Linked DNA regions of Homo sapiens: region 2 is linked to region 1. Evidence: read pairs that join two places in POLR2A ChIA-PET (ENCODE). Cell type or tissue: PC-9. All regions are shown on one strand. Links, peaks and the distances in the headings refer to the core of each region. The heading gives the core; the rest is flanking DNA.

What was found. ChIA-PET counts read pairs that join two places held together with the same protein. Peaks named below come from ENCODE experiments on the same cell type or tissue, not always from the same donor. Only the 100,000 strongest peaks of a DNase experiment are listed, where the experiment ranks them.
Region 2: POLR2A ChIA-PET joins it to region 1 with 5 read pairs; 3 of 35 experiments call an interaction of 5 or more read pairs at or near these places.

The regions. Positions count from the first base shown.
Region 1 is chr4:94,482,993-94,493,512 of GRCh38, reverse strand. All of the region lies in intron 2 of PDLIM5 (PDZ and LIM domain 5), which reads right to left. Among named protein-coding and RNA genes, the nearest start is that of PDLIM5, 36 kb to the right of the region's middle. In PC-9, for the core only: no CTCF peak of the experiment used is centred there; a DNase peak (open chromatin) is centred at 4,652.
Region 2 is chr4:94,430,127-94,440,646 of GRCh38, reverse strand. No RefSeq gene overlaps it. Among named protein-coding and RNA genes, the nearest start is that of PDLIM5, 17 kb to the left of the region's middle. RefSeq lists a silencer at 126-288. In PC-9, for the core only: no CTCF peak of the experiment used is centred there; no DNase peak of the experiment used is centred there.

The DNA.
Region 1 (10,520 bases), core at 1,389-9,388:
GAAACTCCGTCACTACCAAAAAAATTTTTAAAAATTTATCCAAGCATGGTGGCCCAAACCTGTAGTCCCAGCTACTCGGCAGGCTGAGGTGGCAGGATCATGTAAGCCCAGAGACAGAGGTTGCAGTGAGCTGAGATCTCGCCACTGTACTCTAGCCTAGGTGACAGAGTGAGACTCTGCCTCAAAAAAAAAAATCCATCAAGAAAATGAAAAGATAATCCACAGAATGAAAGAAAATCATGTACATGAAAAGGGACTTGTATCTAGAATATAGTTTTAAAAAACTTACTACTCTATAATAGAAAAATCATAATTTTTAAATAGGCAAAAGATCCGAATAGCAATTTCTCCAAACAAGATATACAAATGTCCAATAAGCACATAAAAAGATGCTCAATATCATTAGCTATCAGGAAAATGCAAATAAAAGCACAATGATACCACTTCATGCTCACCAAGATGACTACAGACAATAACAAGTGTTGCCATGTTATATGGAGAAAGTGCAGCCCTCATACACTGCTGGTGGGAAGTTAAAATGGTGCACCCAGTTTGGAAAATAGTCTCATAGTTCCTCAAATAGTTAAACATAGAATTACCATATGACCCACTAATTCCTCTCCTAGGTCTATACCTAAGAGCAATAAAAATATCTGTCAACACAAAAATTTGTGCACAAATGTTCACAGCAGCAGGATTCACAATAGCAAAAAAGTGGAAACTACCTAAATGACCACCAACTGATGAATGAATAAACATATGATAACACAATGGAATATTATTCTGCAATAAAAAGGAGTAAGAAACCGGTATTATGCTGTAATAAAGATGAACCACAAAAACATTATGGTAAGTGAAAAAAGCCAGACATAAAAGGACACATATGATTCCATTTATATGAAATACCCAGAATAGGTAAATCCGTAAAGACAGAAAACAGACTGATGGCTGCCAGGAGAAATGGGGAGTAAATACTCAATGGGTACCAAGTTTCCTCTTGGAGTAATGAAAATGTTTTGTAATTAGATAGAGGTGGTCACACAATACTGAAAATACCAAAATGCCACCGAATTATACACATTAAAATGGTTAATTTCATGTTATGTAAACTTCACCTAAATTTTAAAAACTACCACAGTGCATGCACACTGCATGTGGAAGATCCTAATAAATTCATTCCAATCAGAAAGAGAGAAAACAGGATGGGGAGAGAAAAAAAAAAGAGAGGAAGTATAATTCAACACAAACTCAGTTAATTCCAACACATTCTCTTATAATAAAAATGTGGAGTACCTTTCAAGCTAGCAAACACATTGAAGATCCTGCTTCATAAATTTAAATTGGTCCTCTCTCTTATCCATTAACTCATGGGAAATGGGAAAAGAAAAACAATTCTTAAAGCTGAAAAAAGTGTATCAGCATTGACTATTATACAAATTACTTTTAAAGGAGGACATTGAGGGGAGGGAATAGGGAGTTACTGGTCAAAAGATACAAAGTTTCAGACAGACAGGAGAAATAAGTTTTGAGACCTATAGCACAGCAGGATGACTACAGTCAATAATAACGTATATTTGAAAAAACTAGGAGAATAAACTTCAAATGTTTCACCACAAAAAAAAGATAAGTAATTGAGGTAGAGGGATATGCATTAGATTGCATTAATCATTCCACATTGTTTACATATATCAAAACATCACATTGTACTCCATAAGTATAGAATTAAGATATGTCAATTAAAATATTATTTAAAAATGAAGGGAGAATATTTTAAAGTAGGTTAAAGATTTCTATCATATTATAAAAATGATATTCCTTCCTTTATCTGATTCCGGCACAAGAAACCCCTAACTTCCATGAGTCAGAGGTGATAAAATGCACATTCACCTTACCAATGCTGTAAAAAAAAATCAACACAGCTGATGCTTCTCAGTTGTAAAGGCTGTGAAACTTACTTTTCATTGAAAATCTCGAAAGGCATGAAAGAATAGCAGCATAATATGAAAGTGATGAATTCATCCAGTTAACAAGGCCCTAAAAGATACATTCCAAAGAGATTATTCAATATTCAATTTGTTCTCAGTCCAAAAAGGAAAGGAAACTGTCCCAGGATTTAAATAGAACTGGAAATAGTAAAAGGTTCTATAATATGATAATGTTAACTCTAAAATATTAGATAAGGATAATCAATGTCAGAGTTAAAAATCTCTGGAAAGAAATGATTTAATCAAACACCTGAATACCTCAAAAGCTTAGAAGAAGGTTAAGTTTCTTCTCTAAAGTACAAATGCTAGGTGCCAGTTAAATCAATCCCCTTAGCAGTCGGAATCAGCATTTGGCTTTGCTCTGAATAAGGTGATGATCATCAGTTTTCCCACAATGAAACAGTGACTGTATCTCTCAATTAATATATCAAAGATTTCTGTTAGTAAACACAAACAAGGTCCACACTAGCATATGAAAATTCCCAGTGGGAATAGATATGTTGCTTTATGATAGAGGTAGGGTATAATGAGTTTTTTGACAAATAAAGTTGTATAAGAAACAATGGTATACAGTCATTTTATATTATAGTACAAAATTCACATTCACATAGCAGTATAAAAATAACTAGTCATGGAACTGAAAAGTATATTAAGAAAGCACTCCTATGCTCTTCTGGGTAAACCCAAATTAATTTATTGAATTACTTATCATTGCAATTTATAAAAATTGTCATTTAAAAGTATTATTTAACTTCTTGAATCATCACTTCTTGAATAATCTCTCAATTCACATTTGGATTATGTGATTAGCAGAGGAGCCACAACAATTTTTGTTTAATCCTAAATTGGCTTCTGCTATCATTTAACATTTACACAATTATCAGAAATGCTGACTCATTTTAATACCAGCCTACATTAAACAGGATAATAAATAAGAAACTAAAGAAAAGTTTTAAAATGAGAATACATGAAATATCCAAAATCAATTAATTTGACCATCAAGTCCTTCGAGTCACCAAACCAATTCTTTTTCCACTGTTATATGGAAGGATATAATCAGTAATTTTCAGTAATATGAATAAATAATACATAGTGTATGGAATATAATTCTAGTTATTTTACTTATAAGTCTTTAATAAGCTTATTTTTATTTTAATTTTGAGAAGAACTGAATAGAAAGCACATTTGCAGCAGATATCAAGGGTTAAAATATTTATAATGCAATCTAAAATCATTAGATATTATTTTATACAGAAACAAGTATATAGAAAACATTCATAAAGAGTTTATAATATTTTAGTCATTGTTGACAAAAATGTTTACATTATTTTGAAATTGTTTATTAATTTTAACTAAAATTTGCATACAAATTATTACACTCAATAAGATTATACCCCCCACAGTTCATATTTGATTTTTTATTTATAGCCACATAAAAATATATATTAGGCAAAAAAAAACCCACAAAAACATTCATTTAAAAATTTCTGGATATAAAAAATAATTACAATATCAGTAGAAATTCTGATGCATAAATATGTTACATCAATATGATAAATGTCTATACGTACTGACCTGGACACATACCCATGATATATATTAAAGAAAAAAAAGAAAGCTGCAGAACAACATGTATTTGTGGGGGAAGTTGGAGCATATTAGAGCAACCAAATGAAGACAAAAGTGCTGGAAAGATTACATATGGGAAGCAGGAAGGCTGGAAGAGGCTGAGGAAATTTTATTTTATTTTATTTTTTAAATTTTGTAGAGATGGGGCCTTCCCTATGTTGCCCAGGCTGGTCTTGAACTCCTGGGCTCAAGCAATTCTTCCACTTTGGCCTTCCAAAATGCTGGGATTATAGGTGTGAGCCACTGTGCCAGGCCTTGTATTTTTGTATATTCCTATACTGTTTTAATATTGTATAAATATCATTAAACCTTAAGTTTTAGATAAATATTTTTATATTTATATATATGTCATAAAAGAGATGTAACCAGATACTACTCAATATTCTGAATATTCTGCACCTAATTAGTAAGGATCATATTATGACAAAACCACAAAGCAACAAATGTTAACTGCCTGACAGTCAAACTCTAAAATGACTTCATCATTTATATACTACTCAGTATTCAAATACAAGTGTCTATCCAAAGTATGTATAATATACATGTATATGCATTCCAAAGAACTGCATGTTGTGTAACCTAAGATAATTCATCAAGCATTCCCACACCCTGTAAAGTTCCAGAACCAGGGACAAAGTATTCCAGACTGACATAGATAGGCCCGGTTCACAGCTGCTAACACAGCTACTTGTCTCAATTAGCCATTCTATTCCTCCATGATTAAAAATAGACAATATACTATTAAAGACGGCCCATATACTACGCAAGAATGAAGGAGTGCCAAATCTTCCAGGGCTACTTATAGTTCATCAAAAGAAGAAAACACACCTTTATGACCATTCCAAAAGGAGCATCTTCTGGAATGCCTAACTGTTAATGGGTGGCGTACAAAGTAATTCTTCCTGCAAAATTACTTTCCATACAAGGAGATGAGCTGTACTCCCAGCTGACTTCACTTCCGTAGTACTGCTACCTCACCTTACTCATGGAGAAATAATTGCCTGTAAGGCAGATCCTTTACGGCATTTGCTTTAGTAAAGATTGAAGCACTTTATGATGACTAAAACAGTCCAATAAACAAAGAGGGTGGAGAGGGGGAATGTAAAACACATGCTCAACCAGGAACCCTCAAAAACACCTTCAGGCTAAACTGCAACTGGCATTGCTGAAGATCTGACTCGAAAAGTAGAAACACTTTAAAATGTGTAAGTGTTCTATTTTAAATAGGTACAGAATCAGGTTTTTATGGATATGTGTTTTCTTATGTCTTTTACTTAGAAGTGAAATTTTTGTATCAAAAATAACAAAAGATGTTTGTTCCATGGCTACTTACGGTATGCATTTAAACACAAAGGTATGGTTTAGAAGTGACACTCATTGTTTTTAATCTATTCAAAGTAGAAGCAAGTTATTTTAAGAATATCATGGTTTACTTTAAAAAAATTATTTTTCCATTTATAAAGAGCTTTAGGAAAGTGTGACTAAAAAGTTAACACCTATGAAAGGAGAAAAAAAGATTTTCCCAATAAAATGGAAGTAATAAAAATTGCTAGGAAACTTGAAAATGAATTTTGTAAGTCATATAAGCACCATTAAAGGAACAGCAGCTCTTTGGCTATTCATTAAAAAACAGATCATTTCAATTCAAGAATATTAACTAATCCAAGAAAAGTACTTTCCACAAACATTAAACACTCGTGTAAAATCAATCTAAATGTTGATTTCACATGCAGAACCGCCATTCAGCAAGCTGGACTGCATCAGTGTCAACAACAAATGCCTGTAGTGAAAGATGCATTCACCAAAAGGAATGGGTTAATTCAGCACCATAATATTAACACAAACACACAACTTAAAGAACTTGTGTGGGAAGGTGGGGGAATCTAGGAAGGCTCAAAAACAGTATTTCTCAAACATTTGTGTCCTTAAATCACGAGTACTGCTTCTTAAGACCCACTCCCTAGTCCTAATATACTAATTAGGTAAATCTTGAATAAGGCACAAGAATCTGTGTTTTTACTAAGATATGCAGGTAACTCCGATACAGGTAAACCAAGCAACGCTGTTCCAGAGACTCCTATACACCCTTTCAAGTTTCTTAAGAAACACAAATGGCCTATCCACAAGCACACAAATGCCTGAATACTCTCACCACCACCGTAGGAATGATTCTGTGCTACACAAAGTCAAGAAAGCAATTCCTGAACACTTGTAACATGTCACCAGTAAGCACCATGAAGTCTCCATTCCTAATGAATATTTTACAGGGAGTACAGGCAGGCTGACACTGTCAAGGAGAAACACAGCGACTTTTCGGATGTATATAATATGCCATTTTTCTCAATGCCTTTCACCTCTTAAGGAATGGCCAGGCTGCAAGAGGTGTGAAAGCTGCTAACTATACACAGAAACCTAATTGTAAATTGAAGAACATATCTGGATGCCAGGTTTTCTTCAACTTACTGCTCAGGAGGACAGAGGTCTTGAATCATTTGATTCTTGATGATATCTTACACTCAAATTACATTGAAATTATGCTTTTTTCTCATAACTTCTTTATTCCAGCTGGTCAAGTTCTTCACTGGTCAAGTCTACTGACAAAATCTATATAGGCAGCAGAGGGGCAGCACTGATACCTTTTAATAACAAGGTTGTGATATGAGATAATGTAACAAAATATTTTTAGGCAGCAAAATTAGGGTTACATTCAGCTGCCCATAGCAAAAAACCCAAAAAAGAATAGTTGTTATTTTCTTCAAGTTAAGAGAAGTATAAATAAAAGAAACCAGCCCAGGGCATCTCCCCAATGACATCATTGTCACAGACTCCCTTCCTTCTATTCAGCCACCCATGTACATAGATTTTATCTACTTTTTATTTTATTTTAATTTTTTAAGAGACAGGGTCTTACTCTGTTGCCCAGGCTGGAGTGCAGTGGCATGATTATAGCTCACTGCAGCCTTGAACTCCTGGGCTCAAGTGATCCTCCTGCCTCAGCCTCAAAAGCAGCTGGAACTACAGGCATAAGTCACCACACCTGGCTAATTTTTTAACTTTTTTGTAGAGACAGGGTCTTGCTCTGTTGACCAGGCTGGTCTCAAATTCCTGGCCCCAAGCAACTCTCCTGAACTGGCCTCCCAAAGTGCTGGGATTGCAGGCATGAGCCATTGCACCTGGCCTAATCTGTTTTTTTATTTTCACATATGGTAGCAAGAAATTCCAAGCATCGTGTTCACTTCCCAGAAAGGAAGAAGGAAATCAAAAGGGAATGGAAGAACACTTGACTCAGGGAAATAGAAATACTCCTTAGTAAATACCACTTAGACCGCACTGCAAGGAGTCTACAAAGGCAAATCTCCTAGGCTGGCACACTGCCACCCTCAAAAAAGTACAGTACTTCTAGTAAGAAAAAAGGGGATGAAAAGTATCTGATAGGCAAATTGCAGTGTTTGTCACACAAAACTTTCTTATGAGAAAAGCTATTTCAGCATTTTGGTCTACAGAGCTCACTTACAGTCTAATATTTCAATGTATCCTACTCACAAAAGATCTTTCTCTTATCTCCTGAAACTTAACCCTATAAATAAGAGAATGTTTATGTAGAGGCTACATATAAAACCTTGCCTAACTTACCAAAAGCTAAAGGATTTTTAATAGTATCCTTTATTATTTGGTTATATCTCCAAATAACAACAAAAAAAAATGTGTACACTATTTTGAGGAAAGAAATGCTAATACTAAGTTAGATGTTCACAGACGATAAGCTACAGGTCTGTACTGAGTGGTTGGAACATAAGAATTTTAACTAATATCCTGGTGGCAGAACTTAGATGTATAGGATTCATCTAAGGAATCTCAAAGAAATGCACTGAGTCCCCAGTTCCGCCTTCCTGATCGTGAGGGGGGCCTTTGAGACCTCCTCTTCATCCTGAGTCCCAATTCGTAATTGACTGACCTTTCACCACACCGATGTCACATGATTTCATGTTTTTTAAAAGGTAAAAGAGCCATCAGAGATAATATTTCTTTTTCTTTTTTTTTTTTTTTTTGAGACGGAGTCTCACTCTGTCACCTAGGCTGGAGTGCAGTGGCGCAATATTGGCTCGCTGCAACTTCCGCCTTCCAGGTTCAAGCGATTCTTCTGACTCAGCCTCCTGAGTAGCTGGGATTACAGGCACATGCCACCACGCCCGGCTAGTGGTTTTTGGGGTTTTTTTTTTTGTATTTTTAGTAGAGACAGGGTTTCACCATATTGGCCAGGCTGGTCTTGAACTCCTGACCTTGTGATCCGCCTGCCTTGGCCTCCCAAATGCTGGCATTACAGGCATAAGCCACCGCACCCAGCCAATAATATTTCTTATGGATAAGGTTTATGAACTAAACAGAACTCCATGCGGTTCACTCACTTCACATAATTTCTTAACTACATATATATTACATTGGCCATGCAGTGTGTGAAATACTTTCATTTATAGACTAATCATATTGCTTGATGACATAGCTGTAGCACAATAATAATATGTAATCAAAGGGAGACATACTGTAGTCAGAATCCTACGGTGCTAACACGAGTAAATGGTGAAAGTGTTAAGAGAAATGAACTTGGAAACTAGAAGGGATTGGTGAACAGGATAGAAGAATTTGGCAAGAGCCAAACAGACAAAAGTAGAGATCTGTACTTTCTTCTGTTCTTATACAGATGATTGCCATTAGTGTCTATCAAGAAGTAACAGATATCCATTACACATGTATTTGACTTGTGACTCTGTTCTCAAGACATTAGTTTCTCTTTCCCCCTTCCCCTCCTTTCCTTCCCAACACCTCTCCTCTTAATACCAGAAACACACGTGATGGAGGAAAGTCCCCTCATACCCACCTACACTCTCTTTTATGTAGTCATGTGACTAGTCACATGAGGTTTCAATAAAGCTACCCATGACAACTTATTGTCCAATTACTCCAACATAGACGCTCCCCATGTCAAGATAAATATTAGGAATATGGTCTTGTTCTGTATATAATATCAAACAATTGTAACTACTCTCCTCAAAACTCCCATGGTACTCTATTATTCTCTATGATAGCATTTCTATAACAGAAGCCTAGTGATCTGAAATAAACTATCCAAGCTTATATAGCTAAGGCAGTAAATAGCACTAGGTCCAGAACATCCGACTTCAAACCCAGTGTCCTTTTAGTACAGTATAACACAAACCCCTACATGGTTCTTAATATCTCCTCTGACTGGCTGTGTACCTATGGACAAACTACATGATTTCTCTGGGCTTCCCTCAGTCTCCTAGTTTGTAAAATGAGAATGATAATTCCTTGCAGAGTGACATGAGATACAAATAAGAATGCATGTAAAAGAGTTTTCTTAAGTTATTTTCAGTATACTTATTCTGACATATAAACAAAGATAATCCATATGTTACATAGTTATATATAGTGATCCACGCAAAGTAAATTAATAATTCTATTTGCCTCCAAAGTTCGTATTTTCAAATTATTTAATTTAATGCCTTCCTCACAAATTTTTTAAAACTTCTTAGAAATTCACTTTCTTCTTAATTTTAACATCTTCAAATTTAACTTTCCCTAAAAAAGAAAGAAAAATGTTTTCAGCTATTACTTAATTCCATTTATCAACAAAAAATATTATTTCAATGGGAATCCAGAAGCCGGGTCCTGTTTTTATTTGTTCCCCTGTAAAATTATATGTCACATGTAATGGAATCTGAACCTGAAAGATAAAAATGCTGAGTTGGCTGAACCATGATCTCAGATTGGTAACACACTTCACTAACAGCGTGCTAGTAAAACCATACTTTGCACAGAATGTACCTTGTTTCTGGAGACATGCAGGAAACGTATCTAAGGTCTCAAGTGTCTCTCTTGGAGTAACTGATTGAATTTCAACACGAGAGGTAAGTGGAGGGAATAAAAAGAAGAGGAGACATTAATATTAAATCAGTGTATCCTAATATGTGGTCAGGATTATTTTAGATGGTACATGAATGAAGAATTGTACTAAGATAAATATAACAAAGACATCAAATCCATGATTCCATAAATGTGAAGATTAGAATGATAATCAAGTATGAATTTTAACTTTAAAAGCAGGGTAATAATCATGAAAGTAGTAAGCAAATGACATATCTGGGATATGGAAATAATCACGAACGGAATAAACAAATGACAAATCTGTAAAACACGATGTTGAACCATCTCTATTTTTCCATATTAAAATTATCCCTCAGAAAATTATTTTATCTAATTCAAATGACCAAGTTTCTTTAACATAAAACTGCAAGAAATAAAGTACTACAGAAGAGAAATTTATAGATTAAAATGGATTTAAGAAATTTACAAACCATCCAAAAGTATGGACCTTATTGGGGTCCTGATTCAAACAAACTTTTAAAAATAATTATAAACATACACATGTATATACTTATGAATGACAATCAGGGAAATGAGAACACTGAGTATCTTATGTTGGAAAGTAAAACTGGCCATGTACTTTTGAACCTCAGTGATGGGTACATTGGGTTTATTATATTATTTATATAATGCTGAAAATTTCCACATTAAAATTTTTAAGTTTGTTTTAGTATGTTTTTAATTAACACTAATTTTACCAAAATTTAAAATTATGATCAGAAGGAAATTAAAAACAAGTCTCTTATTTTGAAACTAATTTTGAGGGGCTACTTTTTCTGATAAACAAGCCATTTTTAAACACATCCTCTCTCCTCACTCACCCTCCCACACAACTCAACTTTTTAAAAGGGCTAAGTTAACCATTCTGTCATAATAATATATGCTTTAGAAGCAAATAAAAGTGATTTCCTCTCTAATTTAGATACTTTCAGAGTTCCAACATCCTCAACACAAGTCAATAAA
Region 2 (10,520 bases), core at 1,179-9,178, 53 kb after region 1:
CGCCATTCTCCTGCCTCAGCCTCCCGAGTAGTTGGGGCTACAGGCGCCCGCCACCACGCCCGGCTAATTTTTTGTATTTTTAGTAGAGACGAGTTTTCACCGTGTTAGCCAGGATGGTCTCCATCTCCTGACTTCGTGATCTGCCCATCTCGGCCTCTCAAAGTGCTGGGATTACAGGCGTGAGCCACCGCGCCCGGCCAGAGATACCATTTCCAAGGTTGTAGATTACCTACATGAGTAGCATTTTAAATTAATGTCGTCCCTCTTGAGGGAAACTCCCAGGCCCCTTGCTGAAGGTTAGGAAGCAACCGACTGAGCAACTATTGACTCCCCAGCGTGCTTTCTACCACACCTCAGGTCATTTAGATTTGAACACTGGCAAAACACAAATGCAGATTTTTCCTGTTTCTCCAGATTTCAGAGAAAAGACTACAGTTGTTTGATTGCTTTTTCTGAGATGGTTAAAGAAAGACTAGCCTGTAACCCAATTTCTAAGGGTTGGCTTCCCAAAGAATCAAAGTTCTTACTTAGATTTTCAGGTTGAACACTAGAAAAACACATTTTCATCTTTTTCCAGGCTTGTTGACTCTATTAATATTTGTTTCTAAGATTAATAAAACAGATTCTGTCTTTCCTTTGTGCATGTATATGCTATCAATTTATTATTATATATTAGCTTTTCTTTATCAAAGGGTTGAAAATTGAAACAAATTCAAGACTTCTTATAGTATTAAAATTTCTGTTTCATTAGATCTGTCTCATACTGTGAACAGGAATAAATGAGAAGCTTTCAACAGGCCGTGAGGTTTCATGACTTCCTTCATTTGTTCTAAGTGGCTTCCTTTCTAGCCCAACCCTCACCAATTCATAAGAATTTGACCTGATCAACCACCCTGTTCTGAAGGAGAAAAGATTTTTTTTCCCACCAGTGGCTAAAATATGGCTGAAACACCCGTAACAAAAAGGAAATTGTCAAGAAACAAGCATACAAATTTATTTAAGTTTTATGTGACTCAAGAGCCTTCAGAAATAAAGAACCAAAGAAAAAGGGAAATCAGTGTATTTTTTTTGCTAAGTTTGATGAAAGAGTGGATAGTTGTAGAGAAGGATGACTGCACAAAAGGGGTATGATATAATGGTAATAAACTGGGGGAAACTTAGTTTGTTCAGATTCTTCTCTGTGTCCCTGTGTCTTCAGAGATAAGGACATTCTTCTAGGTTTAGGGAGGGCATCTCTCACAAAAGGGTCTTATAACCTGCTTCAGAGGAAGGTCAGATAATTCTTTTATGGCCTGCTTCATGGGAGAAGAGTGTGGAGAAAGACTTCCTGCTTCTGCTGCTTTCTTAAATGCCAAGGTGCCATATACTGGGGTACTGTGTCTTGAACCCCATCACTCTCTACAGACACAAATTCTTAAAAATTAATTTTATCCAAAGGAATAATATTAGAGGTCATTTTATTATACCCTTATTGATTGCCAACGCATTTTGATTCTCGCATTTGTAAAGAATAGCTTCCTCTTCTGCTTGTCTGTTCCAAGACAGTTGACTGGAAGACTATGTAGTGACAGACTCGCTGGGATGCAGAAGAAATTTTCTTGCTGTAGCATTTAGGTATTAGTAACATCTCTGAAATAATGACATTTGGTTATCTTATTTACAAAGTATAATGTTGGAGATAAATAATCTCACCAAAAATAATCCACTTTTTAGCTTTGAAGTTAAAAAAATCCACGGGTTAGTTCCACAAACTCTAAGGTAATTGCTGTGGTTTCAATGTGTACTCCAAAGTCCAAATATTGAAACAATGCCCAATGCAGCAGTGTTGAGAGGTGGAACTTAAGAGATGATTAAGTCATGAGGGCTCTTCTCTTACGAATGAATTAATGTCGTTATCAAGGGACTGGGTTCCTGATAAAAAGATGAGCACTATCCCCTTCCCTTCTCTTTCTCTCGTGAGCTCTCTTGCCCTTCTGCCTTCAGCCTGCAATGATGCAGCAAGAAGACTCTCACCAGATCTGGCCCCTCAGTCTTAGAGTTCTCAGCCTCCAGAACTGTGAGCCAAATAAGTATCTGTTCAGTATAAATTACTCAGTCTTAGATGTTATTATATTTTATATATAAAAATTATATGTTAAAAGCAGCACAAAATAGACTCAGATAGCAATCTTCTATTTTTTAATTCTGATTTACCTGTTTGATTGATTGATTGATTGATTGATTGATATAGGGTCTTGCTCTGTCACCCAGACTGGAGCACAGTGGTGATATCACAGCTACTGCAGCCCTAATCTCCTGAGCTCAAAGAGATCCTCCAATCTTAATATCCTTTCCCTAACCCCTCACTCTTCTGCCTAATAGCTGAGATTACAGGTATGGCCATCCTGTCCAGCTAATTTTTTTTCTTTTCTTTTTTTTTCTTTTTTTTTTTTTTTTTGGTAGATACTAGTTCTCTCTACCTTGTGCAAGCTGGTCTCAAACTCCTGGACTCAGGACATCCTTCCAGTTCTTCCACCTTGGCCTCCCAAAGTGTTGAGATTACAGGTGTAAGCCACCCTGCTGGGCCTGTTTTCTTATCTACATAATAACTATCATTATGGATTGACAAGTACTTCCTTCTTTTATAATTAAATTTTTATGTTTATTTTAACAGTTTTTGGGTTTAAAGGTGGTTTTGGTTATATGGATAAGTTCTTTTTTTTTGAGATGGAGTCTCATTCTGCCGCCAAGGCTGGAGTGCAGCGGCACAATCTTGGCTCACTGCAACCTCCATCTCCTGGTTCAAGTGATTCTCCTACCTCCTGAGTAGCTGGGACTACAGGCATGTGCCATCATGCCCAACTAATTTTTGGATTTTTAGTAGAGATAGGGGTCTCACCGTGTTGGCCAGGCTTGTCTCAAACTCCTGACCTCAAATGATCTGCCCCCCTTGGCCTCCCAAAGTGTTGGGATTACAGGCGTGAGCCGCTGTGCCCAGCCTGGTTACATGGATAAATTCTTTAGTGGTGATTTCTGAGATTTTGATGAACCCCTCACCTGAGCAGTGTACACTGTACTCAATAAGTAATTTTTCATTCCTTACCCCCCAATCTCTCCCCGCTCCCCGAGTCCCCAAGTCCATTATATCATTCTTATGCCTTTGAATCCTAATAGCTTAGCTTCCACTTATAAGTGAGAACGTACGATATTTGGTTTTCCATTCCTGAGTTACTTCACATAGAATAATGGCCTCCAGCTCTATCCAGGTTGCTGCAAAAGAAATTATTTCATTCGTTTTTGTGGCTGAGTAGTATTCCATGGTGTGTGTGTATATATATATGCATATCACATTTTCTTTAACCACTTGTTGGTTGATGGGCACTTAGGTTGGTTCCATATCTTTGCAACTGTGAATTGTGCTGCTATAAACATGCATGTGCATGTATCTTTTTCATATAATAACTTCTTGCCTTTGGGTAGCTACCCAGTAGTGCAATTCCTGGATCAAATGGTAGATCTACTTTTAGTTCTTTAAGGAATCTCCATACTGTTTTTCATAGTCGTTGTGCCAGTTTACATTCTCATCAGCAGTGTAAAATTGTTCTCTTTTCACTACATCCATGCCGACATCTAGTGTTTTTTGACTTTTTAATTATGGCCATTCTTGCAGAAGTAAGGTGGTATCTGATTGTGGTTTTAACTTGCATTTCCCTGATAATTAATGATGTTGAACATTTTTAAATATGTTTGTTGGCTGTTTGTATATCTTCTTTTGAGAATTGTCTATTCATGTCCTTTGCCCATTTTTTGATGAGATTATTTGTTTTTTGCTTGATGATTTGTTTGAGTTCCCTGTAGATTCTGGGTATTAGTCCTCTGTTGGATGCGTAGGTTGCAAAGATTTTCTCACACTCTGTGGGTTCTCTGTTTACTCTGCTGATTATTTCTTTTGTTGTGCAGAAGCTTTTAAGTTTAATTAGGTCCCATTTATTTATTTATGTTTTTGTTGCCTTTGCTTTGGGGTCTTAGTCATGAATTCTTTGCCTAAGTCAATTGAAAAGTACTTTCTTTGTGGAGCCCACCTACAAAGTGATAATAAAATTATCTGACAATATCATAACATGATATATTTAGCTCAGAGTGGCCTACACATTGAAGATATGTGCAGTGCTTATCATTCTTTATACTTTTTCCATTGAAAAAGTTGTAAGTACAAACATCTGAGTGGTTAGCATATTACTTTCTAACAAATGAAAACCCTGCAAGTAGTTAACTGACATGAGGAAGAAACTCTGGGTGTTATTTGTTGGTAAATTTGCTATTGCACTACGTTGTTATAACAACTGATTACAATTTTAAGGCTATTTTTAAGGCTTTTATTATGATACATCTTTGCTTTGGTTGTTTGTTCATTTTGGTTTTAATTTGTCCCATTATCATCAACAAAAGTTACTGATCTTTTCCTTTCTTTCCTTTCAATCTTAACGAGACTCCTGGTCCTTTTCCTGTCATAAAACCAGAAAAGAAGAGCAAACAAATATTTAGGTGAAAGAATGAGGTATCAGGAACCGTCTGACCCCAATCCACACTATTGTCACCTAAGCTGTCAGTGCTCCTCTACCTAGCTTCTGTAAGTCAGGCTGTTGAAAGGAATACCCTCTTTTACAAAACAGGGAACTGTGGTTTAAATGCCTTGCCTATGGTTTCCCACTGAACCAATAACAGGTAGAAATAGAACCCAGATCTCCTGACATGTGATTCAATGCTCTTTCCACTTCACAATGATGCCTAAAAATATAAACAAATTTTTAAAACTCTCCAAAGAAAATAATACCTTATCCATTTCCATGTTGTAAGTTACATCATTGAAGCTGAAGTTCAGTAAGATTAATTTTTAAAATTTTTATATTGAATCTAACAACTCAGTAACTCCTATAATAGTTTCAATCTGTAAGAACCCTTAGAAATTTTTACAAATAACCCTTACCATTTTCAAAAAATAAAAATGTCTTCAGGAAAATGAGATCCTTTGTATGGTTTTATTTACACATTTTAATTACTTCACTGTATTCCATCAGTGCCACCCCTACACATTTGTCTTGTTGATCTTAGATCTTAGTGTAAATGTCATTTCCCTGTGGCAGCCTTCTCTGATTTTTCAGAAAAACTTACTTCCACACACTGTATTTATATTTTTATAGCATCTGCACTTTTCCTTCACAGCCCTTGTTATGCTAGTAAATACATGGTAATTTGAGTAATTATTGTTTAATGTCAGTTTACCTTCCAGATCATAAGCACTGTGAAGGCAGAATTTGTTCGTCTTGTTCACTAATATGTCCCCAGCATCAGGAAGTGATGGATACATAGTAGGTATTCATTAAATATTTATGTAATAAGCAAACATATGTGTTTCTCAGGGTAACTACATAAGCTTTCGCATAGCTGGTTTAAGAGAAATAATAAACAATAATGGTCCTCTTCATTGTACACCTACTCTGTTCAATACACTAGGCTAGGTGTTTTACACGTGTATTCTCATAATAAGCCTATGAAGTAGCTATAAATTTTATTCACACTTACAAATGAGAACACTGAAGTTTAGGAAGATTAGTTAATTTATCCAAGGTTACCTGACCAGTGGCTGGAGTTTGATTGCTATAGGAATTTAGGAAATTTTTTAAATGCATGAAAAATATAGTTTTCTTTATTCAAAGAGTAATCTCTCCTTCTGTCTTTTCACACTGGAGAAAAGGTGGGAAAATGAAGCCACCACTTTACCTTATAATCATTCAGAGTCAAACTCTTTCATTTTGACTACTGTGTTGCAGATTCCAACTGTAGCACTGTCTTAGTCAATTTTCCACTGCTGTAACAGAATACCTGAGACTGGGTCATTTAGAATAAACAGAAATGTATTTGGCTTATGGTTCTGGAGGCTGTGAAGTCCAAGAAGTGGGGCCACATCTGCTGAGGGCCTTCTGAGGGCCTTTGTGCTGCATCACCCCACAGTGGAAGGGCAAAGAGAGAGAGCAAGAGAGGGTCTAACTCACAGTTATAACAAATCTACTGTCTGGATAATGAACCCAGTCCCTTGATAATGACACTAATCATTCATGAGGGTAGAGCACTCATGCCCTAATCATTTCTTAAAGGTCCTGCCTTTCAACACTTTTGCTTTGGGGATTAAGTTTCCAAAATATGCTTTTTAGAGGAGCAGTCCCCAACCTTTTTAGCACCAGGGACCCATTTCGTGGAGATAATTTTTCCACAAACATCGAGGGTTGAGGTGGGGCAGTGGTGAGGAGGGTGTGGGGATGGGGTGGGGTGGGGCCGAGGAAGGGATGGTTTCCAGTGAAACTGTTCCACCTCAGATCATCAGACATTAGATAGATTCTCATAAGGAGCATGCAACCTATAGCCTTTGCATGCTCAGTTCACAATAGGGATTGTGTTTCTGTGAGAATCTAATGTTGCTGCTGATCTGAAAGGAGGCGGAGCTCAGATGGTAATGCTCTCTGGCCTCCCCTTACCTCCTGCTCTGCGGCCTGGCTCCAGTAGGTCTCTGATTGGCATCCATCAACGGCTAGGGGGTTGGGCACCCCTGTTTTAGAGGACACATTCAAACCATAGCAAGCACTTTGGCTTTTATGTCTATGGGTTAAAGCCAAAGATTTCAAACCTCTCTTTCCCATTTTCATATATCATCTAACTAAGTATTTAAAATGGTGTCTATATTTCTATACATTCAAAGAGATAAATGATATTTTTGATGTTTATTTATCCTAAGAGTGCAAATAAAAATAGGGAATGAAGTAATAAGAGGGGATATAGTGCAATTACATTTACTTACAAAAGGAGAGAAGTGATGTTTACATTTGCCCATAGATCCTTAAATAAATGTTAAATAAATACAATCATGGATCAACAAAACAAAACTTTTCTTTTTCCTTCAGACAGATTACTTCTTTTTGGGGCCTGTCCAAGAATTACAAGTAGGACTCACTACTTAATCTCTCTAAACTGTGAAATCCCTTGACATAAAAAAAACAACAGAACCTTATTGAAAGAGAAGTAATGTGCTATATAGTGGAAAGCAGCTATTTATTTGGCCAAACTTGATGAATTTTTAGTATGGAATTATTTGTTCTTCAAAATAACATTGCCAAGAATCTTTTTATTCCACTACTCACTACTTTTCCCTATTTCCTTTGAAAGTTAAAAACAAGTTCTTAATGAAAGCTATAACAGATATGGGGCAAAAGAAATACCCAAGGGTAGAAACTTTTCTATCTGCTCTGGTTTTTTTAATTAATTAATTAATTTATTTATTTATTTTTGAGACAGGGTTTTGCTCTGTTGTCCAGGCTGGAGTGCAGTGGTGCAATCTTTGCTCACTGCAGCCTCCACCTCCCAGGCTCAAGCAATCCTCCCACCTCAACCTCCTGAGTAGCTGGGACTACAGGTGCATAGCACCACGTCGGGCTAATTTTTGTATTTTTAGTGGAGATGGGGTTTTACAATGTTGCCCAGGCTGGTCTTGAACTCCTGGGCTCAAGTGAGCTGCCCACCTCAGCCTCCCAAAGTGCCGGGATTACAGGTGTGAGCCACTGCACCTGGCTATGTTCTGTTTATTTCAAGGCACTTTCTAGCAACTGTAAGACAATACGATACAGCACCCAAACTTGAATGCAAGCATCACTTCAGAAATAGGATTATATGGCATATAAAATGAAAGAGAATAGGATTTATAGAGTCCCTATTGTGTACCTAGCTCAGAGGGAAGCCCCTAGTTTTGTCACACAGTTTCAGCAAGCTCCCAGAACACTTTCTGGCTTAAGGAGTGGTCTGCATGGGCCACAACCAGGAGAAAGAAGGATTAAAGCAGACATCCAAGCTAATCTCACATCAAATGAGAGTACTGCATAAGTACATTAGAGCTTAGCTTTAATAAGTCCTATTTATTGCATGAATTTTGACATGGATCAGTTGACAAGTCTCCAGATATAACAGGTATATGAATAAAATAGGCTGGGTTTTTTAAAATTAGGTTTTAAACCTGTTACGAATAATCTCCATAAATTCTCAACTGCGTCACCTTTGCTTCCTTCCAGTACCATTGTGATTGCCATTTTAGGCAGATTTCATTATGCTTTAAACTTAAGGCAAAAGTTTACAACTCAGCTTTGGTGTGTCCATTCTTGCTGTCCTAGCCCCTCAAAATATTGCATATTATGCATTATATGTAAAGATGTGATTGCTAGAATTAAATTACTACCATATTTGTAGGAATTTATATTGTCTTCCTTGTTAAGTGAGAACCACTTGATTGTGTGAAACCTGCAAGCAACATCCAAATCAACACATTTTTTGTTAACCCCAAATCTTACAGATATTTTAACTGAAGTCCTAAATTCTTTTAAATTGTCTATATTTCAGTGGAAACCATGAACAAATTAACATTTTTTTCTTAATTAGCTGTTTTACTTGATTACTAGGTTTCATCATGCCAAATAAATAATGGGGCCAGGGCAATGAATTAAATGGTCACATAGCCCTGGGAGAAAGCTGGGATATCTTAAGGGTGATTTTGAATCTCATATCTTATTTGCTTACATTGGAGAATGTAAAAAGTGGTTAAGAATTTTCTGTAAGGGTTGTATGATGGATACTTACAGATGCAAATGGATTGAAACAATCCATTAACAATAATGTCTGAAGTTAAGGAAAGATCATCATTTATATCATGAAAAACATGAATAAACACTGAGAAAATAGTTTCACCTTGTAATTTTAAAAAGGGCTTTGAAGATGTTTGTAGCTTTGGCAGTGTTCCAGAAGCAGCAGATCAGAGTGATCCAGTGGAGCAGAGTGATCCCGCTTAATATAGAATGCTGCAGCCCTGAAGTCTCATGAAAGCCATGATATTGTCTGGAGCAACCAAATGTGTGGTTAATACACATGGGCCCAGCCTTCCACTGGGAGATACTTGTCAAGATTTCCTTAGAAATGAGTTGTACTGCTGGGAGGAGTGGCTCACGCCTGTGATCCCCGCACTTTGAGAGGCTAAGGTGGGCAGATGGCTTGAGCCCAGGAGTTTGAGACCAGTCTGGCCAACATAGCAAGACCCCATTTCTACTAAAACACAAAAAATTAGCTGGGTGTGGTGGCATGCACCAGTAGTCCCTGCTATTTGGGAGGCTAAGGTGAGAAAATCACCTAAGCCCGTGAGGTCAAGGTTGCAGTGAGCTGTGATTTTACCACTGCACTCCAGCCTGGGTGACAGAGTGAGACTCTGCCTCAAAAAAAAAAAAAAAAAAAGAGAGAGAGAAATGAGTTGTGCATCTAAAAAGAACACATCAAACAATACAAATATTAACAATATTTTCTTTTGTTTTTCTCTTTACCTACATTGAGACAAAGTTTTTACAATACACAATTAAGCACCTATTCTAGTGTGTTAGATTGTTGGCAATATTTTAAAAACCAGTACTGGAGCTAGTCCAATTATTTCTGATTAGCTCTTTCTTTGTGCCTCTGCTAGGGAAAAACAATGGGTATCTCCAAACATTTGACTAGTGGTAGTTAAGCATAATAGGGTCTAGAAGGATTATAGGAAAACAAATGATAGGAAACACTTCATTAAACTATCTAGATAGCTAGAGATGCTCAAGCTTCATTCATTCAAAAAATATTTATTAAGCACCTGCTTTATGACAGGCATTGTTTTATTTGCTTATTTGTCTTGAGATAGGGTCTCACCCTGTCACCCAGGCTGCTGAAGTTCAGTGGTACGATCTTGGCTCACTGCAACCTCTGCCTCCCAGGCTCAAGTGATCCTCCCACCTTAGCCACCTAAGTAGCTAGGACTACAGACACGTGCTGCCATCCTCAGCTAATTTTTAAACTTTCTGTAGAGACGAGGTCTCAAACTCCTGGGCTCAAATGATCCTCTGGCTTCTGCCTCCCAAAGTGCTGGGACTACGGGGATGAGCCACCACATACAACCCAAGCGCTGTTTTAGGAATGTGACTCTGGTGATTTAAAAAATGTCTTTGCCCTCAGGAACTTAACATTTTGATGTGTATCACAGGCAATAAAACACGTACGTACATTATTTTTGAGTGATGCTAAATGCTAGAAAGACTGATAAAGCATGGCAAGGGAATCATGAGTAATGGTGTGATGGGATGAGATGATATTTTAGGGCAAGAGCTTTCTGAGGAGGTGACATTTAAGCAGACTACTGAGTGATATAAGAGTGAGCTTCACAAAAATTTGAGGAAAAGTACTTCAGACAGAATAAAAAGCAAAAAACAAACAAAAACTAAAAAATATCTTGAGAAGCAAATGTATTGAAGCTGTTTTTAGTATAGTACAGAGGCAGGTTTTGCTAAAACGAACTAGAGAGAAGTTGGAAGTCAGAGAAGTAGACAAAGACTAGATGATTGCAGGCTTTGCAGACTATGAAAAAGTCCTTGAGTTTCACTCTAGTGCAACAGAAAGTTATTAGAGGGTTTTTGACAGGAGTAGGACATAAT